2 separate regions of the Homo sapiens genome follow, and region 2 is linked to region 1. A link is an interaction called in ENCODE POLR2A ChIA-PET data of the cell type or tissue named here. Cell type or tissue: HepG2. All regions are shown on one strand. Links, peaks and the distances in the headings refer to the core of each region. The heading gives the core; the rest is flanking DNA.

Region 1 (15,505 bases), core at 7,506-15,505:
AAATAAACAGGCACTCCCTTTTGGTTCTAGAATTATGCTCTTGGCCTGGCATTCAAAGTTTTCCACGATTTCCCTGCAGCCTAACTTCCCAGCTTGACCTCCCACTACAAATCTTTTTTCACCTCAACTCCATCCATCACCTTCTCTGTGTTGCCTCTACCCTGGACCACAAGCTCTTCCTCAAATGTGTCACTCTTCATCCACGTCTAAACTTTTGCTCAAGTGGCCCTCCCAGCTATGCCTGATCCCTAAATATTCGTAACTCTCATTCTTTCTCATATCATATATGTCTGCCACCCACTAGGCTCTGCGCTCCTCTGGGGATGGCTGGCTCAGTGACTGGCACAGACTGGGAGCTTCATGAATGTTTCTGAAACAATGAGTGAATGAATGAATGTCTGCACTTTCCACCACCCTAAGCTTCTGAAAGCAGAGAGTGTGCCTTATTTGTCTTTGCAGTTCACACTGCATGTGCACATCATGGTGCTAACACATAGTGGGACTCACTGAAGTCAGCAGAGTTCAATGAAGATGGCTCATTTGTTTCCACTAGTCACACCTCAGTTCTGCTCAGGTCTCAGCAATATCCAGTCATTAATTTAACAAGTATTTATTTGCTCACTTACTCAACCAGGCACTGTACTAAGCTGATTTTAGAATTTAAATATCTTCAAACTCCTTTCCAACTCTTCAGATAATTCCTTAAATCTAGTGCCTGGTTTTTCTTGTTATTCCCTTTGCATTCCTAAAAGAATAATGCAGGGGAAACAGCTGCCAATTGTAGAAAAGTTGTGACTGCAGAGTCACAGAGGCGGGTGCTGGGGCTGCGGCAAGCCACTGCCTTTCCTATTGCACAATCAGACCCACAGTCAAGAAGATTCTTGTCTCCTGAAGTGATGCCTGGAGCATTTTAAAGGACGTCTCTGCAGAAACTTAGCCTCTCTGACTTCCTTTTTAAGAATGAAAGCAAATCTCAATCTTGCCTAATGACTGATTGTGGCTGGTGAGTGAGTGTAGATTGGAGAGACATACAAGGCAAAAATGAAAATGTATGCAAACAGAAAAGAATATCTGAGTGCACACAGCTGGCATTGCTTATGCTGTATCCACTGATGGGATTTAAATTCCTTTAAAAAATGAAAGCAAATTCAGATATCCAGTTTGCATTCATGAAATACTTCTGCACCAAATCTCATAAGGGTCTGGGATGTGGGGACTAATTGGGGAAAAGATCTGATTCCTTAATGCAGCTGCTCTGCCAGGAAGGGCCCAGATTGGATGGCAGGAGACTTGGGGGAGAGACCAAAGCTGAGTGACAGGGAGGCCCTGAGCAGGATAGCTGCTTACAGCACTCGGTGCCCTTGATGGGGTCAGGCAGGCTGGTGCACAGGCCCGGGGTATGCGGCACGGCGACCCTCCACCTGGAACCCGTGCTGTCACACGCCGTGTACTCATAGTGGTACTCAGACTGCAGGGGAGAGAACAGTGGGCGAAATGTGCATTAGCAGTGATCAAACATTAACAGCTTCCCACCCACTTCCCAGCACCATGGCTACTGATGCTCATCCTCTCAGAAATGGGCCCTGGGACCCCGGGCAGGGAGCTGATGATTATGAACCGAGTACAAGAACTACAATGATTTGGATCATTCCCTTCCACCCAGCCATGGTCTAGTCCCTAGAAATCATTTTTGTGTGTGACTCTCTTTGTTGTTATGTTTAAGTAGTGTCCTTATGGAGCAGAGGAACGTGGGAAAGGTAACTAAGGAACAGGCTAGAAATAGGTGGAATTTTTCTTATTCCAAAGTGTAGAATTTATGAACGAGGACATTCTAAATGGAAGGATGTTCTAAATGGAAGCCTTAGTCCACAAAAAATTTACAAAGGCTCCTCACAGAAGTGGTATGTATTTCTATTTCCCTGTGTTTCTTTTTTTTTTTTTTTTTTTTTTTTGAGACGGAGTCTCGCTCTGTCGCCCAGGCTGGAGTGCAGTGGGATGATCTTGGCTCACCGTAACCTCCGCCTCCTGGGTTCAAGCGATTCTCCTGCCTCAGCCTCCCGAGTAGCTGGGACTACAGGCGAGTGCCACCACGCCAGGCTAATTTTTGTATTTTTAGTAGAGACGGGGTTTCACCATGTTAGCCATGCTGGTCTCAAACTCCTGACTTTGTGATCCACCTGCCTTGGCCTCCCAAAATGCTGGGATTACAGGCATGAGCCACCACGCCTGGCCCTATTTCCCTGTGTTTCTTATGCTCCTTTCCACTCAGAAAGACTATGAATTCCCAATTGCATTTTATGAAAATATATTTGGCCGAGGCAGGTGATGTGCTCTCACTTGAGCCTGTTCATCCCTAATTTGTCTGTGCAATGGGAAACTCATAGTTTAATTGTTTTACCTGAGCTAAAAATAAATGGAATAACAACAAAACAACCAAATCAAGCATTAAGTAAAACAACAACAACAAACAGTTCCACTCAGAACAAAGAAAACACAATTGATGTGCCAAATGCCCTTAAGCGTTTCTTCCTCCTTTAAATCTGGTAATAAACAACAGACCATGGAATTAGTGATGATTTTGGCTCTGACAAGTATTTTACAATCTACACTTACCTAAAACTATATTCAAGCCCAGAGGTATTTTGTATTACTGTATGCATAAGAAAAATAGAATTAATGTCCCCCTTTAACCCACGTGATAGCCTGATTGCATAACATGTATAACGTCAAGGAGCTAAGACAAAAAATACAAGTTTTGAAGTTTGCTAATCTAATAATGCGTCAGGATCAAAAGGAATAAGCTTTATTTTTGGGGATAGGTAAACACACTGCATTTCATCTATTCCAAGATGCACGCTTTTTCCACATCTAACATCTATGAAATCAAGACGTGTCTTAAAATTGACACAGTAAGGAAGAATTGTGTTATGTTTTAAGGGATAGAGAGCTTTTTCTTTCTTGATGACACATTAAAAAAATGGTGTCTTAGAAGCAGTGGCATTTCAGACTTGTTGCAATATGGTAAAGATGTAGTTTCTTTTCTTTTTTTTTTTTTTAGACAGTCTCTTGCTCTGTCACCCAGGCTGGAGTGCGGTGGCGTGATGATGGCTCACTGTAATCTTGACTTCCTGGGCTCAAGTGATCCTCCCACCTCAGCTTCCCAAGTAGCTGAGACTACAGGAGCCACTACATGCAACACCATGCCCAGCCAATAGATTAACTCTTGACCAGAATCTTTGGCTTTGGATGTAGATGTCAATGTCATCTAGGAAAGAAAGAACATCAGGATGGGAATTCTTTGTGCCCTCTCTGGGTCTATTTTTCCCAATAATTCTTGTCTTTTCCTCATCTCAGACTCTGAGGACAAATAGGGCAACTATACATATATGATGTCAATCCACTTCTTAAAATGATACTCTCAAAAGGGTTTTGCTGCAAGAATGAGGGGTAAAATCCACTGTGTATAAATTAAATGGAGAATTGAGTGAGCAAGGCAGAAAGGACTGTGTGGTGCTTCTGAACATATTCATGCTGGTCTTTTGTGTAGTGTGTTCACAGTTCCCAAATACCATCTCGTTTCATCTTCACGACTCCCTATAAGGCAAGTAGACCAGGGGTTGTTTCCTTCATTGTACAGATGAGAAAATGACTCTCAGTGGTGTGATAGCTTGTCCAAAGTCATGCAGCCGATAAGTCACTGAGCTAGAAACCAGGCCTTCCCACCAGGAATCCTCCTCCACCCTTATAGACTCTGACCAAACACAGACTCACACAGGGCCAAATTTAACAGCCAAATCTAAAAATTAAACATGACAGTGTTGGTTGTGTGCCAGCAGCCAGGCTCACTTCTGAGGCCCAAGAATTGGTGTTAAAATATCTAATCTGTTCGAAGATCATCTCAGTTCATTCTGACTGCATTGGCCTCTTAGAGGCACATGGGCCAAATCCATTACTTTTCATCGTCTTTCATTTGATGTCCCCTGGGTCTCACTCAGGTGGGAGGTTTGCTGAGGAAATGGTGGTTCCAAGCCTAAGAAAATTTCCCTTTCAATATATGCTCATTTACTTCATGCCACTTGGGGATATTAATTCAAGGTGGCTGGTTCTAATACACCTGTTTCAAATCTGAACTACACTTTGAGATCACACCATTCAAGACATAAGCTTAGGGCGGGGCACGGTGGCTCACGCTGTAATCCCAGCACTTTGGGAGGCCAAGGTGGGTGGATCACCTGAGGTCAGGAGTTTGAGACCAGCCTGACCAACATGGTGAAACTCTGTCTCTACTAAAAATACAAAAATTAGGTGTGGTGGCACGCGCCTGTAATCCCAGCTACTCAGGAGGCTGAGGCAAGAGAATCGCTTGAACCTGGGAGTGGGGGCAGAGGTTGCTGTGAGCCAAGATCACGCCACTTTACTCCAGCCTGGGCAAAAAAAGCAAGACTCCGTCTAAAAAAAAAAAAAAAAAAAGACATAAGCTTAGAGAGAGTTAAACCAGGGATAGAACTGGCAGGACTCCTCAATTATATTCAGCGTTCTGCAAACACATCAATTCCCTGACAGTTTACTCAGTGATCTGTTACTCAGTTTACTCAGTGATCTGTCTGAAAGTATATAATTTGCATAAAGTGCAGGTCTACAAAGGAGCACATAAACACGTTCAGTATATACATCCAGCACGTAACTCCTTCCCCCTCCCTGTGCACAATTCTATGACGCACACCCAAATTACACTGCTAAATGGGACACAGCAGGCAGTGGGTGCTGCCTGTTCATCAGAAAAACAAAGGAAGGGTTTAGAAATGAGAGGGTGGGGAACTGTAGTTAGCGCATCCTTCCGTAGCGTCACCCAGCCATGTAATACTCCTGGGCACATGAGAAGGAAGAGGAAAAAAACCCTGAAACTGGAATATGCTTTGCCTGTATTGACTGATCTGTCGGTAACACTGATCTTTCAGTTCTAGAAGAATTCACTCAGACTCACAATATTTTTAGTCCTTACTGTCTAGGTATTGAATGGACTGCTGAAATGACCAAAAAAAAAAAAAAAAAGAAAACTGTCAAGTCAGGATGGTATCTGGATGGAAATCTGTCCTTCCTTCTACCTTCCCACCACTTGCTTTCAAAATAGTATCTGTTACTTTTAAAAATGATTATCAAAGTAACAGTTTAGAGGCCAGACGCAGTGGCTCACACCTGTAATTCTGGCACTTTGGGAGGTCAAGGTGGGCGAATTACTTGAGGTCTGGAGTTTGAGACCAGCCTGGCCATCATGGTGAAACCCCGTCTCTACTAAACATACAAAAATTAATCGGTCGTGGTGGCATGTGCCTGTAGTTCCAGCCACTCAGCAGGCCAAGGTGGGAGGATGACCTGAGCCTGGGAGGTTGAGGCTGCAGTGAGCCGTGATTGTACCACTACATTCCAGCCCAGATGACAGAGTGAGACCCTGTCTCAAATAAAAAAAGGAACTGTTTATAGACTAGAGATTGGAGGTAATCTATGGGTTAGATGCTAGAGCTGTACTTCATTACCATCCACTGTGGAAGATGAATAAGGTTTAAGCTGGTTAGCTGATGACAGAGATGTGGTCCACAATTCAGGTGGAGGAGAGTCCTAGGGACTGGGTTAGCCTCTTTCATGTGCCCTAAGTAAATAGGCAAATTAGAAGTGATCCCACCGCCCCTTCCCACATGGTGCTTGACTTCCCTAAGCCATAGCTGCCTCATTGAAAAATGGGGATATACAAACTCCTGCATCATAGAGGGGCTGGGCTGCTGTATAGTTATGCAGGCTATTCATAAGGTTACCTAGCTCAGGGCATGAGTGGAGGGTGAAATCTAGCTCAAGTCTTGCATGCTAGGTGGTATGCCCTATTCAGGTGTTGCATCTGCCCAGAGAGGGAGTGCCTTTTCCCCATGTGCGATAGGGCCCTCTGTGAGCATGATTAAGATGATGTAGGTCAAGCACATCACACAGTAGGTTTTCCAATCTCCAAAACAATTCAATGGTAAATTATTTTACCATTTTACAGATGGGAAAATTGAGTCATTGAGAGGCAAAGTCACTTGCTCAAAGCCACACAGCCAGGAACTGCCAAACCAGGATTGGACCCAGGCTATCTGAGTCCAGAATCTGTTTTCAAGGCTGCCGGTGTTTGAGAGCAGCCTGTGTAGGCTCCTGTCACACTTACATACTGTGTCTGGGGCACAGCACTGGCTTTCAAGCTGCTAAAAACTGCAAGGAAAGCCAAGTAGATAAAAAATTTTGCAAACAAGGCCCAAGGGGAAGGGACCCAAGTCCAAAGCTGTGTGCAATGGGAAGGCGGAAAGGCATTTTGTACCTTGTTGGAGGTTCAACAAAGACATCTATTGTTTGTGCCTGCCCAGTGTCCACCCCCCTTCTTCTGAGAGAAGCACCTCTCTGGGAGGAACTATTGCCTCCTTATTACATACAGAGTCTTGATGGGATTGTCAAGTGAGGTGGCCCACCTTCCTCTGCCATGGATGGACACATGACCCACACGAGGCCAATCAGATGCTCTTTGCTGATAAGTGGAAGATGGGATGAGGGGGATGAAGACATTTAGCCACTGAGCAGGGACCTCAAGTGGGTGGGAACTGAGGGAGGGATGGGGCAGGAAAGTGGGGCAGCGGGGGATAAGGCCCCTCCTTACTTCCCAGTTCTACCTAGGGCTGGCCTTGGTGCCCCCCAACCAAACTCCACAGAATAAAAACATAAAAATCATGCCAAGTGAAATAAGCCAGTCATAAAGACAAATGCTGTATGATTCTACTTATACAAGGTACATAGTAGTCAAATTCATAGAGACAGAAAGAATGGTGTCTGTCAGGGGCTAGAGGAGCAGGATGGGGACTTACTGTTTGATGAGTACAGCATTTCAATTTTGTAAGACAGTTCTGTGGATAATGACGATGGTGGTGCCGATGGTAGCACAACAGTGTGAATGTACTTCATGCCACTGAACCGTAGACTTAAAAATGGTTAAGCTGGTAAATTTCATTATGTGTATTTTACCACAATTTTATTTTTTTTTTAAATAGGTGATACCACAGATCCTAGAGAACATGCCTAACCTCTGAGTTATTCTATTGAGTACTCTAGAAGGTAAAAGTCTGATGATCTGATAGTCTAAATTTGAGAAATATCTCCAAAATAAAAAATATTTTTATAAAATATAAATCTATATATATTTAGAGATGGTGTCTTACTCTGTTGCCCAGGCTTGAGTGCAGTGGTGCAATCACAGCTCACTGCAGCCTCAACCTCCCAGGCTCAAGTGATTCTCCCTCCTCAGCCTCTTGAGTAGCTGGGACTACAGGTGTGCACCACTGTATCTGGCTAATTAAAAAAATTTTTTTGCAGAGATGGGGTCTTGCTATGTGGCTAAGACTGGTCTTGAACTCCTGGACTCAAGCAATCCTTCCACTTTGGCCTCACAAAGTGCTGGAATTACAAGTGTGAGTCACCACACCCGTCCAAAAATATTTTAATCACCATCCAAATGATTGGCCAAACTCAGAAATACAAAGAGGGAGGAGTGGAAGGCAGCAGGCAGAGTGCACATTGTAGCAGTGTCACTGGACATACCCGGGCTGTGGTGTTCCCTCACGCTTATTTGTTCACTATTGACAGCTTTCAAAAACATTGCATTGCAGTTGTGCAAATAAATATTAAGTGCTAATTTTTGTTCAAACATTCTGTTCTTTTAGAATTAAAATGTTTAAATGTCTCAGAATATATTTTATTTTTTATTTTATTATAAAATATAAAATGTTTATATAGCTCAGGAACAATATCTCAGAAGACATTGTTAACTTGGAATATGTCTGTTCTTCTACATTCTAAGAAAATGATGTTCACGGCCGGGCTTGGTGGCTCACGCCTGTAATCCCAGCACTTTGGGAGGCCAAGGCGAGTGGATCACGAGGTCAGGAGATCGAGACCATCCTGGCTAACACGGTGAAACCCCGTCTCTATTAAAAAAACAGAAAAAAATTAGCCGGGCGTGATGGTGGGTGCCTGTAGTCCCAGCTACTCAGGAGGCTGAGGCAGGAGAATGGCGTGAACCCGGGAGGCGGAGCTTGCAGTGAGCAGAGATGCGCCACTGCACTCTAGCCTGGGCCACAGAGTGAGCCTCCGTCTCAAAAAAATATATATATATAATGATGTTCACTCATCCCACATTCAACAAGCACGTACTGAGGGCCTGTTATGTGCTAGGTTCTGGTGAAGCAGTGGTGTTTAAAACCTGTTGATTTCTAGAGCTTTTATGTGTATGTGGTGGGGAGTGTGCTAGCAAGGATGGGACGGGGAGGAGATATAAACACACATAAACACACATCCCAAAGAGGTTTAGTTGCCATTGCAAGCTGTTGCTTGCCCCCATTTCTCCGGAGCAGGGTCTTGGTGTCTAAGGACTGTGGCAAAGACAGTAACACATCTCTAACTCCGATCTGACTAACCATTAAACCACATCATTTCTCTTCCAAGTGATGGTGGTTTGAAAGCCAGGACAAGCCAGCTCCCCCAGACATTTACCCTAGTTGCTTCGAAATAACCCCTGCAACAGCAGAGCTAAGAAGACACGGATGACTGGTCAGAACACTCCAAGGGAGAAGCACAAGGTGACCAGGTGGCAGTGAGGTCTACTGTTCTACCAGCCTTCTTCTTCCTGCCAGGGCACTTCTCCAGCCCAGCTGGCCAATGATGACTGCAACGGATGGCCCAGACTGTCTGGAAAGCCCCTCAAATGGGGCCTCCAGGGATTAACAATGGGCACTCCCCAGGCTGCGAAGGTCCTCAGGGGATACGAGGGCTAGTGGTGAAGTAAAACAAACAGTCTCTGAGACGAGGAACAAAAGACCTTGGTGGTCATTCGATTCATTCTACCCTCAGTCTCCTCATCTGTAAAATGAGACAGTTGAACTTCTAAGATTAGACAACTTCTAAGATTCCTTCCAGTTCCAAGAACTTATTATTTTGTACGGGTACTGATATGGAAATCTGTCCTTACTTCCATCTTTTTCCCCTTTTCTTTTTTTTTTTTTTTTTTTTTTGAGACGGAGTTTCGCTCTTGTTGCCCAGGCTGGAGTGCAGTGGTGCAATCTTGGCTCACTGCAACCTCCGCCTCCCAGGTTCAAGCAATTCTCCTGCCTCAACCTCCCGAGTAGCTGGGATTACAGGCATGCACCACCATGCCCAGCTAATTTTGTATTTTTAGTAGAGACGGGGTTTCTCCATGTTGGTCAGGCTGATCTCAAACTCCCGACCTCAGGTGATCCGCCCGCCTCGGCCTCCCAAACTGCTGGGATTACAGGCATGAGCCACAGCACCCGGCCCCTTTTCTTTCAAAATAGCACATCTTAGTTAAAAATAATTATCAAAGTAATACCTGTTAAATGCAGGAAAGATGAAAATACAGACTAGAATAAAAAAGAAAATAAAAATCTGGGCCGGGCACAGTGGTTCACGCCTGTAATCGAGGTGAGGAGTTCCAGACCAGCCTGGCCAACATGGTGAAACCCCGTCTCTACTAAAAAATACAAAAATTAGCCTGGCATGGTGGCAGGCACCTGTAATCCCAAACAGGAGAATCGCTTGAACCCAGGAGGCAGAGGTTGCAGTGAACCGAGACCGCACCATTGCACTCCAGCCTGGGCAACAGAGCGAGACTCTGTCTCAAAACAAAACAAAACAAAACAAAACAAAACAAAACAAAACACCTGCCACAAGTCCACCAAACAGAGATAACTACTTTTAACATTTTGCTGTATTTCTTTCCAGATTCTGATTCTATACATGCATGTACACATGCAAATGAAGATCATATGGTATATAGTTTTGTTTTCTGACTTTTTTCCATTTAATTTTAGGTCAAAAGCACTTTCCCATGTCCTTAATGGCCGCATCACAGTTTCTTTCACCATTCCCCTATTGTTGGACCTGGAGTTGTGTTCCATTTTTCCTTATTTTAAATAATATTGCAATGACACTTTCTTTGTATCTCTAATTATTTCCTTTAGATAAATTCCCAGAAGTGGAATTACTAGGTTAAAGAGTATGAGTTTCTTTGAGATTGTTGATCAAGAGATTTCTAAGAGAAAACAGACATCCCTAAGTCTTTTCTTCCACTTTTACTTTTTGATGTGGTAAATTTATAAAACCTATTATGGCAAATTTGAAATACATTATTTCAAATATATATTAAAAAAACAAAACAGTGCAATGAGCCCCATCTCATTGCCCAACTTCAATACTCACCAATTTCTGCCGTTCTTTATCTATCTCTACCCCACTACATCTGCCTCCACCTGCTCCTCCCCACATGAGACTGTCATTTTTCATTTTTCGTGGTCCTTTTTTTCTTTCTTTTTTTTTTTTTTTTTGGAGACAGGGTCTAACTCCACCACCCAGGCTGGAGTGCAGTGGTGTGATCTCGGCTCACTGCAACTGCAGCCTTGAACTCCCGAACTCAGGCCATCCTCTCACCTCAGCCTCCCGAATAGCTGGGATTACAGGCATGCACCACCATGCCTGGCTAATTTTTTTGTATTTTTAATAGAGATGGGGTTTTGCCATGTTGCCCAGGCTGGTCTTGAACTCCTGAGCTCAAAGCGATCTGCCTGCCTCAGCCTCCCAAAGTGCTGGGATTCAGGTGTGAACCACCATGCCGGCCTCATGGTCCTTTTTTAAAAGGTAAAATTTATATACATTGAAATGAACAAATATTAACTCCACAATTTTGATAAATGGCTATATTTGAGTAAAACATTAACAGGGCTAAGAATAACTACCCAAAGACTATTGGGAAAAAGGGAACAACTTCCCTACCTCCCCTACCTCCCAGAGAGAAAAGACAGAGCCAAGCAGGTGTCTCACATTCTGAGTCTAAAAACCACTGCTGCATAAAGTCACAAGTAGGAAAGGAAGCAGAAGATCAACATGACTTGGGTTTGTCTTGGCTGGGACAGGATCTGTGTCAAGAAACAGGTTCTTAAGTAAACCTGGGTTTTGTCTGGAGCCAACTTTAGACTGGATGCCTTGGGGTCTGGAGGAGGCCACTTCTTCCCTTGTTCCCAAAGGATCTGCTTTCAGAAGAGAAGTTTCTCTTCTCCTCTCATAGTCCCTAAAAAGCAGATTCTTCGGGGAGAATGTCAAAATTAGCAGCGGGGCGCAGTGGCTCACGCCTGTAATCCCAACACTTTGGGAGGCCAGGGCAGAAGGATTGCTTGAGGCCAGGAGTTCAAGACCAGCCTGGGCAATATGGCAAAACCCTGCTCTACAAAAAAATATAAAAATTAGCTAGGTGTGGTGGCACGTGCCTGTAGTCCCAGCTACCTGAGAGGCTGAGGTGGAAGGATTGATTGAGCCTGGGAAGTGGAGGCTGCAGTGAGCCGTGATCATGCCACTGTACTCCAGCCTGGGTGGCAGAGTGAGACACTGCCTCAAAAAAAAAAAAAAAAAAAGGATGAGGCTGGGGTCGCCAGGCAAATGCCCTGGAGCTGGGTATAGCAGAGTCAATAGGTAGTTGTTGACTTAGTTACAAATGCTTCTTTGCCTGGAAAGTACCTGACCCAGACCAGAACAGATTCCATTAATCAACCCCAAATTAATGGAAGCTCTGTGTTACTTCTGACAAACTCTAAAAGTTCCCTGACTGTTAGGGAGAGACTAGCCCTTTGCTGGGAAGTACCAATGAATTCCACTTAGCATAGGAACATGGAAAACCATGGAGAAATGTCAGAATTTGGAACATGAGTTCCCCAGATGAGACTTTCTCTCAGGCCCAGCCCTTGCGGGTGTTTTGTGAACTCCTGGTTTCTGTACTTTTTGCTTCAGAGTTCCTCTGCTCAGGCTTTGGGTGGATGGACTGGTTGAGGCTCAGGGGCACTGCGACCTCACTGTGTCCCATTGTGAAGAGGAGGGCTGAGGGAAGAGGACGTTTCCCATTGTTCTCCAGCTGGTCACACTGAAGCCTGGGAAAGGCAGCTGGGCTCCTCCCTCCCTCCCTCCTCCCACTCCCTTAGGACTGCTGACTCAATAGGGCCTGGGTGCACCAGCTCTAGACCTCTGAGGCCTATGTTTGTCTGATCAAAACTGCCTGGAGATCATGTTAAAAACACACATTCCTGGCCTCTACCACCAAGATCCTGATTCTCTAGCTCTTCTTCTCCTTCCTCCCCTTTTCAAAACTCATTCTTCTGTGCTCCAAGCCTTAAATATTTACCCCATTTGAAAGTAAATCACATAAACAAATATCCCACAAGACAGGGGTCCTTAACCTATGGCCCATGGATCATTGCCCATATACGGCCAGATGCAGAATTTCAGATATGTGCATTTTTCTGGGCAGTGGGTCCATTGTATGACTTCAGATCCTCTAAGGAGTCTATTATCCCCCTCCTCCTCCCTACACAGGAAAACATTGCCACCTGCCATCATGTATCAGTAATTTTAAAATAGCTTAATATTTTATCAAACCAAGGCTGTTTACTTTTTAACAGGGTGGCTGCAATACTTTAACCCACTGATTTTCAAATTATGCTCCAGAGTCTAGGGTTTTAGAAGAAAGCCAGCCCCTTCGAAGGGGGAAGTAGAGAGTCCCCCATTAATGGAGCAATATTTTAAAATATCTTTTTCTTGTTCATGCTTCTAAGTTAAAATTTTGTTTGAACCAAAAATTTCACACACCAAAAATGTTAGGATGCCAGAGTCTTGACTTGAACGAGTTGCTAAAGGTAAAACTGCAGACACCGAGGCAGACGCATAGGGTCAAGGGTGACTTTAGTCATCCCACGTAATTAGTTGCTTCCTCTGCCTACAATTAAGACCTCCTCTCCCCCAGAGCAAGCACCAGACCCAGCAGCAGTCGAAGAAGCAAATGGACCCCAGTCCTGCCGGCCTTTGCTGGCCGTCCTCAATCCCTGGACCGTCGCCTAGCAACACAGTGCTGGGGTGCAGGGGCTCCCAGTCTACAGGAGTCTGGGGGAACCCTGGCCTTACACTGCCCTTTCTTTCAGCATTGCTCTATTCTACTCTGGCTTTCCAGCTTCTATTTTGATCATAAACCGCAGAGACAGCAACTGGTCCCCCTGGCAGGGCCTACCCCACTGGCTTAGCTATGGACATATCACACAAAGCAGACAGTGGCCTCCACACGGACCTGGGGTAGTTTGTATCACCACGCTCTGGGCCAGGCAGGACCTTGACCACGTTGTCCAGTCTGTGAGTAATTTAAGCTGCCTGTCTATTTTAGGCTGAACCTTGGCATGAGGGTTCTTGGAAAACACTGACCAGTCCCGTGAGGGAGACAGGACTGCGGCAGTAATAACAGCCACCCTAGTGAGCACCTCTAAGCATCCATGTGCCAGGCTCGGGGCCCGGCACTGTACCTGCATCTTCTTCCCCTTTAGCCCTCACAAAAGCCTCCTGAAGTGTTGCCAATATTATCCCTTCCACCTCGAGCTCCCTGTTGACAATAGCAATTGGCTCCCCCCTCTCAACGATCCATTGATCCTTCAAATCTGGGATGACTTTGAATTTTTTTCCATAGCACTTACCACCTTCAAACACACACTTTATACCTTTACTATTTGCTGTGTTTATTGTCTATTTCTGCCCCGTCCCCATTCCAGATCAAATGTAAGTGTCTTCAGAACACAGATCTTTGTTTTTATCCATGGATGTGGCCCAGACACCCAGAACAGCACCTGACATAGTAGCTTTCAATAAGTATTTGTTGAATGACTGAATGGTGGGCCAGGGTGTGGCCCTAGAACAGCTCGGGAGCTGTGCGGGTGCTGGGATTACAGCCAAAAGGTCTAGACCCTGCTTTTATCCTGCCACCCCATGCTGCATGACCGGGGACAGTCATTCAATCTCCCTTGTCTATAAACAGGGAGGGTAACACCCTGCTAAGATGATTAAATAGTTCAGTAGCTCTCCCCCACAAAACTGAGTAACACTGATTTCTCTGGATGATTAGGGCATTATGTTTAGGCAAGCTCTTTGTAAACTGGTTAAAAAAAAAAAAGCTACTGCTCTAACCCTGCCTGAAGAGGGTTTATGAGGGAGCACCCACGTGTTCTCCCAGCTGAGAGAAAGGAGCCCCGCTGACATTTCTGGCCTAGATGTGATAATCCTCAGCAGTTAGCCCCTCCTCAGTTTCCCCTGTCATGTTTACTGCCTGCCCGACGCGCCCTCTTCTCTAATCCCAGTCTTCTCATACATATGGAGCAACACCTGTCCTTTTTCCACTTTTTCTCCCCTAGCAACTCCCCAGAGCTAATCTCTCCAAGAGAAACCCTGGTCGCTGACATTTATGACAGTCTGTAACTGCGGCCAGTCCCTCAGGTGCAGAGGGTTTTTCAGTACTGGTTGTAAATATCCCTAGGATTGAAATGGCTTTGTCACCAAGAAACAAAATGTCCCTTTATAAATTCCAATCTCTTTCTAGTAGGAAAGAATATAGCACACACATCTGTCTACAAGGCAGGGCTTTATGAAGTTATATTCTGAAGATGTGCTTCTATCACTTTTTAATGAGACCAAAATGTTCTATTAAATGTTTTTCACCTGAGCTTTTAATCATACATGTCAGAACCAGGCAATCTAGGTTGTGGCCTATGCAAAACTCTCCAAGGACATTGCTTGTTTGGATATGTTAGCTGTCTGTGATGGAGAGAACCTGGCGGACAGAATTCTAGCCTGGAGAACCAGTTCAACAGACAGGGCTTCTGTAACTCTACTGGAGCAAATAGATATGAGCAGCTGCAATACTCAATCTCCTATAGCACTGTTTCTCCAAATGGAGTCCTTAGAACCCTGAGAGTTCCCATATGTGTTCTCAAGAGTCCTCAAAATAATATTCTCCAAGATAATTTTTTAAAATAATAGACTTGGCTGGGCACAGTGGCTCACGCCTGTAATCCTAGCACTTTGGGAGGCTGAGGTGGGCGGATCACCTGAGGTCAGGAGTTCAAGACCAGCCTGGCCAACATGGTGAAACCCCGTCTCTACTGAAAGTACAAAAATTAACCAGGCGTGGTGGTGGGTGCCTGTAATCCCAGCTACTCGGGGGACTGAGGCAGGAGAATCGCTTGAACCTGGGAGGCGGAGGTTGCAGTGAGCCAAGATTGCGCCACTGCACTCCAGCCTGTGTGACAGAATGAGACTCCATGTCAAAAAAATAATAATAAAATAGGCCAGGTGCGGTGGCTCACGCCTGTAATCCCAGCACTTTGGGAGGCCGAGGCGGGTGGATCACGAGGTCAGGAGATCGAGACCATCCTGGCTAACACAGTGAAACCCCATCTCTACTAAAAATACAAAAAAAAAAAAAATTAGCCGGGCGTGGTGGCGGGCACCTGTAGTCCCAGCTACTTGGGAGCCTGAGGTAGGAGAATGGCGTGAACCCAGGAGGCAGAGCTTGCAGTGAGACGAGATGGTGCCACTGAACTCCAGCCTGGGCAACAGAGCAAGA
Region 2 (14,736 bases), core at 6,737-14,736, 83 kb before region 1:
TCCTGAGAGTCAGGGAATGCAGTATTTTTTTTTTTTAATTTTTTTTGAGACGGAGTCTTGCTCTGTTGCCCAGGCTGGAGTGCAGTGGCACAATCTCGGCTCACCACAACCTCTGCCTCTCGGGTTCAAGTGATTCTCCTGCCCAGCCTCCCAAGTAGCTGGGATTACAGGCATGCACCACCATGCTCGGCTATTTTTTGTATTTTTAGTAGAGATGGGGTTTCACTATGTTGGCCAGGCTGGTCTCAAACCCTTGACCTTGTGATCCGCCCGCCTCGGCATCCCAAAGTACTGGGATTACAGGTGTGAGCCACTGTGCCTGGCCAGGAATGCAGTTTTGTGGGTAAAGTGAATGAGTTTAGAGCTGCCCTTAGAGTAGCCTAGAGACCCAGCTGGGCTACCAGATGGTGGCTCCAGGTATAAAGAGACATCTGGTCAGCCCTCTCTGCCATCCATCCAGTCATCAATCCATCCATCCATCCATCCATCCATCCATCCTTCCTTCCTCATTTCAGGTATTTATTTTTTGACCAATATTTTCCAAGTGCCTCCCCTTCTTCCCTTTCTTGCACACCCACAGGACTGCTGCTTCGACCAGGAACATGAAGGGGAATTCCTGGTATCATCTAATATCCAGTCCAATCCAAATTCCTTACTGTCTCCCAAAGGTCTTAGACAGCTGCTGCTTTCAAGTTCGTGGATTACATTTGGTCATATGTCACTCTTTTTTTTTTTTTTTTCTCTCTCTCTCTCTCTCTTTCCTTTTTTGTTGACATCGACTGAAGAGTCCAGTTTTCTTATTGAAGTGCCACATTCTGCATTTATCTGATTAAAGGATACCTAATGGTATCCTTCACAGGGTACTATTGCACGGCCTTAGATCTGAGCATGTCATTCCCCTTCTGAAAACCCTGCCGTGGGCCTCTGTTGTACCTTGAATAAAATCCAGCGTCCTTATATTTATCCACAAAGTCCAGTGTGGAGTGGCCCAGCCTCTTCTCACTCCTCCCCTTTCACTCTGTTCTGGACATGCTGGCTTCCTTCCAGCTGTTGAACATGGCAGTCTTAAATGCCCCCACTTTCCTGGCACATATGACAACTTGTAATTAGAGTATTCACTTGGCTAACATCAGTCTTACCCACTGGCAGTGAGCTCCAGGACCAGCGAGAACACATATGTCTTGAATGCCTATCACCTAGCACCTAGCACAGGCCTGACACACACAGTAGGCACGTGGAAAATATTGGTCAAAAAATGAATACATGGGCCAGGCATGGTGGCTCATGCCTGTAATCCCAGCAAATTGGAAGGCCAAGGCAGGTGAATCACTTGAGGTCAGGAGTTTGAGACCAGCCTGGCCAACATGGCAAAACTCTGTCTCTACAAAAAATACAGAAAGTAGCTGGCCGTGGTGGCATGCGCCTATAATCCCAGCTACTTGGGAGGCTGAGACGTGAGAATCACTTGAACCCAGGAGGCAGAGGTTGCAGTGAACCGAGATCATTCCACTGCACTCCAGCCTGGGTGACAGAACAAGACTGTCTTAAAAAAAAAAAAAGATAAAAGATAAAATGAATACATGAATGGAGGATGGATGGATGGATGGAAGAGAGGGGTGACCACATGTCCCTTTATGCCTGGAGCCACCATCTGGTAGGCCAGTTGGGTCTCTAGGCTGTTTTAAGGGCAGCCCTGAACTCATTCACTTTAACCACAAAACTGCATTCCCCATGCCTGCTGCAGCCAGGGGTAGAGGTTTTGATGTCCCAGCCCTGTGAGATAGACCTTCTTTGGCGCTTGTTAAAAGATGATATTGGATGCTTTATCCTAGTGATAGGTTCCACCCACAGTGCCAGTGTTCTTTGTCAAGGGTGGCTTAATAGGCCCAGCATTCCATAAAGATGTAAAGCCATCTAAGATCCAGCTGAAAATACTGCCTCTGACCACCGGGCAGGAAGAGATGGAACCTGGGGCTGAGCTTCGAGCGGCAAATCCCTAAGCACCCTCTGAATAACGTGGCTGTTCAGGCTGTCAGAGCAGGCCAAGGAAGGAGGCCCTGTCTGGCCAGAGCCATGCTCCAGCCACGGTGGTAGGTGGCTAAGTGTGAGAGGTACACAGATGAGCTATGTCCCCAAGGGACAGCCAGTCCCTTGGACAGAGACAAAAGCTGTCACAGAGCAATAGTCACTAATATTTTTGTGTGGGGGTGGAGGAGTTAGGGAGGGCTTTTTAAAGAAGGTGGCATTTGGCCGGGCACAGTGGCTCGTGCCTATAATCCCAGCACTTTGGGAGGCCTAGATGGGCGGATCGCCTGAGGTCGGAAGTTTGAGACCAGCCTGACCAACATGGAGAAACCCCGTCTCTGCTAAAAATATAAAATTAGCCAGGTGTGATGGCGTATGCCTGTAATCTCAGCTACTTGGGAGGCTGAGGCAGGAGAATCGCTTGAACCCAGGAGGCGGAGGCTGCGGTGAGCCGAGATCGCACCATTGCACTCCAGGCTGGGCAACAAGAGTGAAACTCCATCTCAAAAAAAAAAAAAAAAAAAGAAAGTGGCATTTGAGCTATCTTGAAGAGGAAGGAAGAATTCCACTAATAGGCAGGAGGAAAAGGCATCCAGGCAGGGGGAACAGTGTGAGCAAGCGTGGAGAGGTGCAACACACGGTCAGTGCCAGGAAACAGGAGGAAACAAGGGGGCGGTGAGAATAAGGAGCAGAGAGCCGCTAATCTGAACTGGGGGCACATTTTGATGAGCTGGGGCTCCAGCTGAGAAGTCTGGACCTTATAAGTTGAGGGGAACCATCTGAAGTGTTTTGGCAGGGGAGGAATGATCATGGCTGTGCCATCTGGCAGGCTAATCTGGCACAGTGAGGAGGCTGCGCCGGAAGAAGGGACTGAGGTCCAGCAGACTAGCAAGGAGGCCGCTGTAATAGTCCAGGAGGAGGAGGGCTGTGCTGGGGCCAGGGAGCAGGCTGTCAAGGGGGCAGACCTGAGTGATGAAGACTCAATGGCGCTGCGAAACAGACTGGCCCCTGGAGATGAAGAGGAGGGAGTTGTCCAGGGTGAGTCTCAGGTGTGTGTTGGGGTGCCTGAATACTAAGAGGAGATGCCCAATGTGTATGCTGGGGGTGGGTGGAGATGCTCAGATGAGAGAGAATGGATTTGAGAGCCCTGCATGTGGAGGTCACAGAGCAGCAGGGAAAGCGGAGGTGGAGGCCAGCATTAGGGTCAGGTGCCATCTCCTGACCCTGCCCACATCTCCAGCCTCCAGTCAGTATCGCCCTTACTTCATGCTTCAGCCATTCAGGCCTTCTTCCTGTCCCCTCGTGCAGTTCCCTCTGGAACAGTTCACCTTCCCTCTGAGGGGAATGGGGTGAAGGAGGGCCAGGAATGTTAATGAGGTAACAGAGCCTGCAAGTGTCCACTGTTCATTCATCTTTGAGGGAGAGGAGCCAGATGGGATCGCAATTTGACAGGAGCGGCAGGAGTGCAGGATGGCTGTTTTCAGATGGGGAATATGTTAGCAGGTCGGGACTGAGGGGAAGTGGGGCGGGAGGTTCAGCAGAGAGCTAGCTCAAGAACAAGGACTCAGGGGAAGCAGGATGGTGGCGAGTTCCAGGGCACAAGTAGATAAGACCTGGTTTTGGAGAAGGAGTAAAAAAAAAAAAAAGGTTTTCTCTGAGACAAGATGGAAGGAGGCAAGGATGAAGCGTATTCCAAATGGGAGCTTAATTCTTCAATTTCTTCAGGTTTAAAAACCACTTGTCCCAGAAGGTCACACCGTCTTATCAGCAATTTACACCCCAATGAAAATAAACTCCCAGACCATTTTGACAGCAGGTTTGTGTAGGGGGAAGGGAACCAAGTCCCATGGAGGGACAGGGACCAATCTCCAAAATGCAGGGCTTGTGAACCAGCCAGTCAGAGCAGCAGAAGAGGACCCGCCCCTCCGTAACAAGAGGTTCTCTCGGAGGTGGCTGGGACACCCTACCTCCGCCGGAAGGTCCCAGAGAGGTAAAGACCTGGAGTTCAGGGCTTCTTTCCTGGCAGATGGATGGGGAGCTGCACATTGCTGGGTTTCTGCAACATGAACCTGCCTGCAGCACCCCCACCCCACCCCCATGGGGAGGGCTTTTTTAATTTTTATTTTTTTGAGACAGAGTCTCACTCTGTCACCCAGGCTGGAGTGCAGTGGCACAATCTCGGCTCACTGCAACCTATGCCTCCTGGGTTCAAGCGATCCTCCTGCCTCAGCCTCCTGAGTAGCTGGGATTACAGGTGCGCACCACCATGCTCGCCTAATTTTTGGTATTTTTAGTAGAATCAGAGTTTCACCATGTTAACCAGGCTGGTCTCGAACTCCTGACCTCAGGCGATCCGCCCTCCTAGGCCTCCCAAAGCGCTGGGATTACAGGTTGGCCCCGCCGGAGAGGGCTCTTAAAAGGGCAATGTCAGAGGCCGAGGCATCAGCCCCACCAGGACCTGGCCAAGTCCAGGCTGCAAGGAAGCACTCCCCTTTTGTACCTGGGAAGAGCTGCTGGGGAACCCCATGTTGGGAGGTAACTGGGAGAGCGGGGCAGGCCCCTCATCCCGGCACAGGCTCCGACACGCAGTACATTTGTCTGGCGCCCATCCCAGCTCTGCCTGTCAGACTCATCCTGGGAGTGCAGCCAGGGCCGCCCCCGCCGCGTACCCCCTGGGGAAGGATGGGGACTCGGGGAGAGGAGGCATTCTCAGGACCTGGGGTAAACCGGAAAAGCTTCAGGGGAGGAAAAGCAGGACAGACGGCTAGGAGAATGTTGGTTCCCAGGAGTGAGGTTTCAGTGTTTGGCTAATGAGCTGCCCTGCCCAGCCTGGACTGTGAGCGCAGGCAGGTCCCTCGGCCTTACGTTGGGTCCCCAGTTACCAGCCTCTTTAGAGTTTCTAGAAGTCTGGCTTATGGTTGTCTCTCTTGGTGGAGAGGCCAGACTGTTGGTCCCAGTGTTTCCTCACTCCCTGCCTAAAGCACCCAGACCTGCATCTTGGGCCCTGAATACCTGGGTGTGGGAACCCAGGGTTGGTGAGGGACCCAGGGCTCTGACTCACTCCACTAGGCCTCTGGAGGGTGTTTGCTAACTGAGGTAACCTGGGTAGCTGAGGTTGGAGATGGGGCAGGTCAAGGTGCCAGAGATGAGGGCATCAGGCGTGGGATGCGGAGGCAACTACCAGGGTGGAGTCAAGGCTATTGGGCCTGTTCCCAACTGCTCGGCTTCCAGGTGGGTCGGCCCCTCCTAAATGAAGCTTGCATCAGCCCCATCCCACTGCCTCAGGGAGGGAGAGTGTCTGGTTTTCCCTCTCTGAAGGAAGGCGAACCACACCTTTCCCAACAGTTATTTGTGAGCAGGAACTGTGTTACCTTCTTTCTGTAAACCCTGCTCCTAATGGTGCCTGGCACAAGGTAAGCACTCGGTGACCGTGTGTGCCCTCCTGCTGTTGTGCTCTTGGGTATGACCTGTGGGGAGGGACCTCAGCCACAGTCATCCTTGCCTTCACTACCATTGACTTCCTCTCCTCTGGCTTCTGGAAGCATGGGGTCCCTTATAGTTACTTTCTGCTAACAAGCCAGTTTGTCCATACAGCCATCTTCCTAGCCAGGCTCCTACACCAGTCCCTACACGGGCAGGAGGAAGGCTGGCAGGGAAAGCTGGGCTGCCCAAGGCAGGAGGGTCTCTCTGCACAAAGCAGCTGAGAGTCCAGGCAGCCAGCTCCAGCAGGTAAGTCAGCTGGGTCCTCAGGGACTCAAAGCCCCAGCTTCTGCCCTCCCACAGAGCTCTCAGGGCCATGGCAAAAAGCAGAGCCTCCTACTGGTAGGAAGGTGACAGGCACCAGGAGCCTAAGCAGGTAGGCGTGGGGAGTGGTGCAGGCAGCTGTAGGGACTTCTAAGACAGAGCTAAGGCAGAGCAGGGGCGTTCAGGGCCCTGTGAGAGTTCCCAGTGGGCTTCTGGAATGGTATAGGGGGTGGGGCAAAACTAGCCTCCTGCACACTGTGTACGCTGCCTTTCTTCAAACCAAATAGTTGAGGCCACAGGAAATGTGAGTTTCTGGTCCTTCTGAATTACAAATGGGAGCAGCTTGCTCTTTGTCCCCTTGTCCCGGCTTTGTTATCCCAGAGCTGGGGCAATGGGCTACGGCCCAGGCGGGTCTGCCTGTGGGCCCCCAGCTGGCATAGCCAGGCAAGACAAGAGAGCCACTGTCACCCCTTCACGCACCTACCTCAGTTTTGACAGGGTTTCCAGCAGCAAGATTAATAGGATCAATCTCAAGCCCCCAGTGGAAAATGGAGCACATGGCCCCTTTCCTTGGTACTATGCTCCAGCAGGCCCAAGTCGCTGCTCAGGGACTAAGGAAGCTGAGGTGAGATAAAGGCTCCTAAGTGACAGCCCAGTTCACATTCCAGCTCTCAACCTCCCAAAGAAACATAAAGCACTGCCGAGGAGTCAGGACTTCCGACCTCCATCAGGCCACGTTGTCTCATCTCCCTTACCGTCCTTGTATTTCTGTCTTCCAAAGGATGGAATAAGCATAATCATATAATCATGTCCCCACCCTACCTTCTGGGACCATCACAAAGATAAAAGAGATCATCTATAGGGAGTATTTTAACCTCCTAGGAGAGAGGCACTAAACTAACAGAAGCTGTTATTAAAGTAAAGGGTTTGTAGATTGCAGATGAAAGGCAGCAGGTAAATAAACAGCCTGAACATCAGCCTCCCCTGAGAAAGGAACTGGCTATTAGGGCAACAGTGGGAGCTCCACAAAGGGGCTACAACATTTTCTCCTCTCCTCTGCCCTGCTGGCTATCCCAATCCTTTGGAGGTGCAGCAGCAAGTTGGTATGCAGTTGGTCTCCCCATGTGGGGATGGCTGTAACGAGAGAAACTGCTGTTAATAAGTCCCCAACCCATGCTAGGCATAGAAGCTAGGGGCTCTTCTGGATTAAATACAGCCTCTCGCTTTCCACAGAGTCCTTTGTAGGGAACAGAAGTGCTAAGAGGCTTTTAAAACAGTTCTGGTCTCTAAGCTAGTCCTACCTCAATGATTTCAAGCAGGAATATATTTGTAAAGGAGGATCCTGGCCCTTGCCCTGCAAGCTTTTGTGATTCAGACTCCATCTTCCACCTTCCCCTTGAGCTTTTTCTAAGTGTACCCCTCCCTTCGCTTACCTGTTCAAAGGCTCTGTGACTTGCTAACTGGAGGGAGCAGCCTAATTTGGAAGGAAAAGCAGAAGTGTATATCAGGGAGAACCTCAGAGGCGGGGTTCAAGCCCGGGGAAGAAGACTGAGGAAGAGTCCTAAGCCCTCCCCAGAGATGCTTTATTACATGGTTTCATCAGTCATCAATGATGGGTCCCTATGCCCATGCGAGGAGACAGGAACATCTGTGTGGTACATGGCACTGTTCCCCTCTCAGCTACGCAGTCAGATGGGGGCAGGGGGATGAATGGGTGCTTGGCTTCCCTGCTGTTGGGCAGGCTCTGAGATCTCAGCAGACAGAAATGAAAGCCTGGCAAATAGGGAGGCAGGAATGTTCAAGCATCGGTGACCTCCATGTTCTGCAGCCTGTTTTCTAGGGTGACGTCTCTTGCTGCTGCTTTCTTTTTGCTGCCCTCATGTTGCTTCTTCTGCTTCTTTGATGGCTCCTGCTCAATGGGCGCAGGCTTCACAAAGGGGATCAGTTCTTGCAGTCCTGGGAGGGAAGAGCCAACCAAATGACCTGTTGTTTCTCAGTGAGTCAAAGCCCTAAGACCTCTGGGGAGAATTCAACAAGACAATGATCCCTTTGAACAGAGGGGTCCCTTTGATAGGCACTGGTTTCCTTTATTCTTTTCTTCCCTAGTCTGAATTTTAGCAGCATTTCAACATCATACCTGCACTGGCTACTTTCTCAACCAGGCCCCCTGCCCTGCCCAGCCCGAGAGGGCAGACAGAGTTTCAGGGGCTGTGTCTGAACAAAAAAACCTGGTATATCCTGAAAGGGGACTGCTATTTAGAAGAGTGTGAAGACAGAAAAGAGGAGAACGATGAGATGAGCTGGGAGTTTTACCTGGCGGCATGAACTCCTTCAATTTCTCAGGCACAGTGATGCCCTTCTCTGTCTGGTAGTTCTCCAGGATGGCGCAGATGGTACGGGTAGTGGCGCACATGGTAGCATTGAGCATATGGACAAACTCCACCTGGGAAGACAGGGTCCCAGAGGGGAAGTCGGGCTCAACTCTCATCGGGTCTTACTGACGGCCAGGAACCATCCATTCAACCAGACTTCCCCAACCACAACTGTCCAAATCAAAATGATGGGTTCTACCCCTTAGCAACTTTTTTCTAAATTTGAATTATTTGGTATTTATTGCCTATTAGATAACTGCAGAAAGATCCCTCATGTTTCGATGAGTGACAAGTGGTAGCTTCTGGTATTCTGAGAGTTGGGCCCTTTGAGGGAAGGAAGAAACTACTATTGTGGCCTTTCCTTTTCACCCCTTTCAAGCACCTGACTTGGAAAAGAGTAGGGCCTGAAAATTGGGTTTGAAGAGAGCAGCTTACAACCCAGACCTTCTTGGGTGAGAAGAGGGAAGCCTCCAACTTGTTCTGTGTAGATAAATGGAGATTATTCTTTCTCTGGAGTTAAGAAAAACAAAGCCAGAAAGAGAAAAGCTAGAATTACCTTATAGAAGAGAGCTAGATTCAGGTTTCTAGCTAAAAGAACTCAGTCCTGACTCAGTAGAAGGCATTTTCAGATTCCCTTTTTGGTCTAGATTGAGAAGCTCAGATTTTCCCATGATGCTGGGGACCAGTGCACCCCAAAGGCTGAGAAATAATTCGGACGGGCCGTGTACTGAAGACTCTGCTTCCCACCTCCCTGGGGGCCATCTACCTTGTCCATCATCTTCTTGGTTTGCCCATATCGGATTCGAAGCCGGCGAGCCTGGTAATCCGTGCAATTAGAACAGGAGACCAACTCACGGAAGGCTCCTGAGCCCGGAAACCAGGCCTCCAGGTCAAGCTTCTTACTGGCAGCATGATTCAAAGAACCTGTAAGGAAAAACCCCTAGAATTCATGAAGGAGGGATGGTATTTCAGAAGGCTAACCTTTAGCAAGCCTGAAGAATTCTTTAATTCATGTCCTGTCTCCAGAGGTGAAATCACACCCAGATATTCTTAACACCAAATACTCCCAAGTGAGAAGAGTGTAATATTTTAATTAATGTGGGCAATGAGTTGAATTGTGAGCTGTTTCTCTGTGTGGCAGCTCAGCTGGTAAGGGTGGCGTCTGGGATTACAGGAAAGGGAGGCTGAGAAGAGGCTGGGTCCCATACCTGAGACAATATTCACAATGTGGTAAGGAATCCCCAGGGACTGGTAGAACTCCTCTGCGGTGGTAATCATCTCTTCAAACATCTCCCATGACTTGTTGTCATGGGGTGATGAGTACACAAACTGTTCAATCTGCAGAGAGGGACCCAAGGAAACGGTGACAGCGGTATAGGGTGAATAAAGGACTGAAGTGGGAGACATCCTTGCCATGAAGACCTGTTTCCACACCACTGGGAGGCAGGCAAGTCTGGGCCCCCAGCAACTGGGACTGGACCACAAGAGCAAATGCTTATGGTGCGAGCTTCCCGTATGCATGCCAGCCCCTGTTCTGAGTGCTTTACATATAGTGACTGGGATAATCCTCACAATAGGCCACAATAGGCCTGGTGAGGCAGGCACTGTTACTGTTATCCTCCTCATACAAAGGCAGAAATGGAGCACTGGGGGCTTATGCATTATGCCCAATGTTACACAGCTGGTGAGTGGTAAAGCCGCAGCCTGGTTTCAGGGTCCATAATCCACGCCACTCCACCATGCACTTCCCCAGAAACACAGAGGTAAGCAATGAGAGGAAAAGCTGGAGCCAGGATGGGCCTCAGCAACACAGATCCTATCTCTCATCTAACCATTCTGGAGACAGAGAAAGTTCCACTCCTTACCCTGACCCATCTACTCACCTTCTCAAACTGATGGACTCGGAAGATGCCACGGGTGTCACGGCCATGGGAGCCCACCTCCTGACGGAAGCAGGTAGACAGGCCAGCATACTTGATGGGCAGGTCCTCCGGCCGGAGCCACTCATCCCGGTGCAGGGCAGCAATGGGCTGCTCTGAGGTGGCAATCAGGTACTTCTCATCATAGGAGTTGTCATCAGACTTTTCACTGCCTTTGCCAATCACCTGTGGAAGGAAGGAGCTATACCAGTTAAGAGGAAGTGGGGAGGACCTTGGCTAGAATAAGAAACCACAAGAAAGAGATCAATAATAGTGCAGGAAAAATTTCCTTTAATCCCTGCCTGGGAGTGGGGAGAGAATACTAAAAAGATAAAGGAATGGGTCAGTCCAAAATGGGGTCCCTGACAGAGATCAAAGAAATGTAAATTAAGAGGAAAGAATATTTTCCACTTATCTTTTTTTTGCTTTTGAGACAGAGCCTCACTCTGCTGCCCAGACTGGAGTGCAGTGGCACAATCTCGGCTCACTGCAACCTCCACCTCCCAGGTTCAAGCGACTCTCCCACCTCAGCCTCCTGAGTAGCTGGGATTACAGGCACGCGCCACCACGCTCAGCTAATTTTTGTATTGTTAGTAGAGACAAGGTTTCACCATGTTGGCCAAGCTGATCTCGAACTCCTGACCTCAGGTGATCCACCTGCCTCAGCCTCCCAAAGTGCTGGGGTTACAGGCGTGAGCCACTGTGCCCAGCTATTTTCCACTTATCTAATACAGAAAACTCATCCATGATGAATAATGGTCAATGCTGGCAGGTATGCAATAAACCTGTGCTGGTAGCCACATACATTAATCCTTGTGAGACGTTTACTAAACACCAATGTGGAGCAAAAAGGGACACCAGTCTCTGCTTTCTTGGTGCTTACAGGTTAGTGGTTATGATCCTTAAAGAATATACTTTGCTGTTCAACTGAAGAAAATAATGCAAAAAAAAAAAAGTTCAGACAGGACAAAGTTCACTGTAACATTATTTATGTAATATTATACAACCATAAAAATGAAGACCATGCAGTAACACAGAAAAATACTTTTGATATAATGATACATAAAAAGGTGGCCAGGCACGGTGGCTCATGCCTGTAATCCCAGCACTTTGGGAGGCCTAGGCAGGCAGATCACTTGAGGTCAGGAGTTCAAGACCAGCCTGGACAACTTGGTGAAACCCCGTCTCTACTAAACATACAAAAATTAGCCAGGTGTGGCCAGGCGTAATGGCTCATGCCTGTAATCCTAGCACTTTGGGAGGCCAAGGCGGGTGGTTCACCTGAGGTCAGGAGCTCGAGACCAGCCTGGCCAACATGACAAAACCCCATCTCTACTAAAAATACAAAAAAAAAAAAAATTAGTCGGGCATGGTGGTGGATGCCTGTAGTCCCAGCTACTCAACAGGCTGAGGCAGGATAATCCCTTGAACTCGGTGCGTAGAGGTTGCAATGAGCCGAGATCATGCCACTTCACTTTAGCCTGGGTGAAAGAGTGAGATACCGTCTCAAAAAAAAAAAAAAAAAAAAAAAAATTAGCCAGGTGTGGTGGCGACGCCTGTAATCCCAGCTACTCGGGAGGCTGAGGCATGAGAATCACTTGAACCCAGGAGGCAGAGGTTGCAGTGAGCCAAGATCGTGCCACTGCACTCCAGCCTGGGTAACAGAGTGAGACTCTGTCTCAAAAAATGAATAAATAAATAAAAATAAAAATTAAAAATAATGCTAAGTTAAAAGGCAATTTATGTACATGGCAATTATAAGTATGTGAAAACAACATATATATGAAAAAAATCCCAACATGAATATTTTAAGATGACAATTGTTATATTAGGTCAATGGGAAAGCAGATAATTCCCTCTGCCATTTCTAAATTTTGTTATGTAGCAGCATTTTAATTAAAAAAAAAAAAAGTAAGGAAGAAAGGTTCCCCTGGATCAGTGTTTAGAGGCCTGGAAAACTACCTTGCTACCTGGCAGTAGGAATTTAGCCACTGTGGGGCCATTCACATACAACATACGAAAGCTCTAGGGCTGTGCAGCCTAATATGGTATAGCCAGCCACACATGACTATTTAAATTAAATTGGGCTGGGCATAGTGGCTCACACCTGTAATCCCAACAGTTTGGAAGGCTGAGGCGGATGGATTGTTTGAGCCCAGGAGTTTGAAATCAGTTTGGGCAACATAGTGAGACCCTGTCTCTACATAGGAAATTAATTAAAAAAAAAAAATTAAATTAAATTAAAATTTAGTTCCTCGGTTGCATCAGCCACGTTTTCAGTGCTCAAGTCACATATGGCTGATGGTTGCCATGCTGGATCATGCAGACTTAGAACATTTCCATCAGTGCAGAAAGTTCTATTAGGCAGCGATATATTCATTCTTACAGAACTGAGGTTTTTATCAGACAAGAAGTGCCAGCCAAAATTCTTCACTATGAAACCTGTGATTCTTCCTGCCTGTGGGTCCAAGAAGCGTCTGGATAAGAGACGGAGATTGCAGGACTCAGAGAGCACCAGCTACCTAACAGTTTCCATAATACTCCACATAGGTTTCTCCCTACTGTTACCTGCAGCGGATATTTCTAATGTTCTGTTAGTGATTATCTAATCTTAGGGGTTGAAATTAGAAAAAGAAAGAAAAGGTAAAACAGGTTTTAGCGAGTAAAGGAACACATTCCTCCCTTCATTAAAAGAAAGAAGAGAGGAGGTCAAGGTTATACTGATGCTCAGGGTTTAGGGAGAGCACTTTGTTTCCCAGTGCGTCTTGAATGAAAACTTAACTTTTACCTCATCAACAGAAACAATGGAAAGATCGTTCTAATTATTGAACTATCTCCCTATATAAATTAGATGAGTCCAACAGCAGTTGTCTAACTCTACCTCCACTGTCTGGAGAGGAAATAAGCCAGTAGGAACTAAGTCCCTATTTCTGACAGAAGAGTTGAAAGGGAGGGACAAATGAATAGTAGACACTGCTGCATTGGACAGCTGTTAGCAGAGACGCTCTAGAAATCTTGAGTGCTGAACACAGAGTGGGGTGCTGTTATTGGTGTTAGAGCCAGTTGATCAGAATGACCTTCTGAACCTTGACTTGAATTGTCTGGCTCTCCCTGACATGGTCCATGGTTGAGAAGGAGCCACAAACTGGAAGCCACCTCCATCCCAAGGCAAGTATGTCTCACCCTGTGGAAGCTTCCAGTCTGGGGTTAGGAGTGGGAGGACATGGGAAGCAGGCTAGGAGATCAGTGCCACCACTGTAATTTCCTTTTGTCCAAGCACCCAAGGAATGGGCTTCTTTTCTAAGCTCATGGTGTTCAAGTATGCTTGATTTAGATACATCATACAGATTACCCAGGGAAAGGTAAAAGAGGCTCTGCAGCTGCACTGTCTAATATGGCAGTCATTAGCTACATGTTTAAGTTAAAATTAATTAAAATAAAAAATGTGCTTCCTCCATTGCACCACCCACATTTTAAGTGCTCAAGAGTCACAGAGAGAGAACGTTTCCATCATCGCAGAAAGTCCTATTGGACAGCACCACTCTGCATCACTGAAGTTAAGCTACATAACTTAAGAAGTCATTCTGTCACCTGACCCAGGCTACTCACCTTATAAAGTTCTTCATCAAACTGGCTGAGCTGTGCCACCTCCTGCATGACCTCCTTCCTCATGAAAAAGGGGGTATAAATGGGAATGTAGCCCCGACTTCCCAAGGTGCGAAGGGCATACTGGATGAGAGCCTGTTCCAGGAACACCAGGACCCCCTAGAGGAGCAGAGACACAGTACTATGTGATTGGGTCTTGTCACCATCATGTTCAGCTAGAACTGACACCTAAAGGCACCTGGGCCAAGAGAACAGGACTACCGAGGGGCAAGCAGGAGGCCAAGAAAAGACCACAGATCCCAGCAACTGACATTCTGAACCTTGAGATTCGTTCTGAACACTGAAGCCCAGCAAATCATCCAGGCACACCGTTAAGAGAATTATCCTGATGTTCTCAAAGCACTTTGGGCCTACACAAACCACAGAGCTTATGACAGTGGATTTTGATTCTTTGTTACTTGTCTGACTGTCCAATTATACTGAGCTACTTAAAGGCAGAGACTGTTCTGATTCAGTCAGCAAAACAGACATTCATTATGGAGGACCACTTAGTGGCTTTTGTTCTACGGAATCCTGATAAGCCCTCTCTTGCTTTAGAAAGAGAATTGCATCTAATTGCCAATACATTTGCAGAAAGGCAAGTACAACTGGTAGATCTGTGGGCCTCTTTAAACAGATTATGTTTCTCTACAAAAAAAAAAAAAAATATATATATATATATTTTGTTTCTTTTTCATAATCCTATCCTCACTGGTTCCCAGCTCTTACCTTCAAGAAGTACCCTCGACTCCCAGCCACCACGGCCCCCTTTTCGCCTTCAAAGCCATCTACCATCACCACCAGGTCCACATGAGAGTACTTCTTCCTGACTGTACAATCACCCCAAATCCTCTCTACTTTGTTGTCCACATCCTAAGGAAACAGAGCAAGAAAGAGACATACAAGACATATGATTTTATTATTTTTAAATTATTTTTTTTTTTTGGAGACAGGGTCTTACGCCGTCATCCAGGCTGGAGTGCAATGGCACAATCTTGGCTCACTGCAGCCTCAACCTTCCAGGCTCCAGT

The links. ChIA-PET counts read pairs that join two places held together with the same protein. Peaks named below come from ENCODE experiments on the same cell type or tissue, not always from the same donor. Only the 100,000 strongest peaks of a DNase experiment are listed, where the experiment ranks them.
Region 2: POLR2A ChIA-PET joins it to region 1 with 6 read pairs; 2 of 35 experiments call an interaction of 5 or more read pairs at or near these places.

The regions. Positions count from the first base shown.
Region 1 is chr1:109,147,857-109,163,361 of GRCh38, reverse strand. ELAPOR1 (endosome-lysosome associated apoptosis and autophagy regulator 1) reads right to left here. Exons shown (of 22, transcript NM_020775.5): 2 at 1,348-1,468. Among named protein-coding and RNA genes, the nearest start is that of ELAPOR1, 41 kb to the right of the region's middle. In HepG2, for the core only: no CTCF peak of the experiment used is centred there; DNase peaks (open chromatin) are centred at 12,021 and 13,231; H3K4me3 peaks cover 2,155 bases.
Region 2 is chr1:109,230,720-109,245,455 of GRCh38, reverse strand. SARS1 (seryl-tRNA synthetase 1) reads right to left here. Exons shown (of 11, transcript NM_006513.4): 5 at 14,435-14,578; 6 at 13,670-13,825; 7 at 10,025-10,246; 8 at 9,350-9,479; 9 at 8,908-9,065; 10 at 8,083-8,212; 11 at 7,274-7,725. The coding sequence ends at 7,568. Among named protein-coding and RNA genes, the nearest start is that of CELSR2, 11 kb to the left of the region's middle. RefSeq lists enhancers at 2,462-2,961, 4,620-5,315, 7,256-8,455, 14,148-14,736 and silencers at 4,315-4,609, 5,717-6,131. In HepG2, for the core only: no CTCF peak of the experiment used is centred there; no DNase peak of the experiment used is centred there.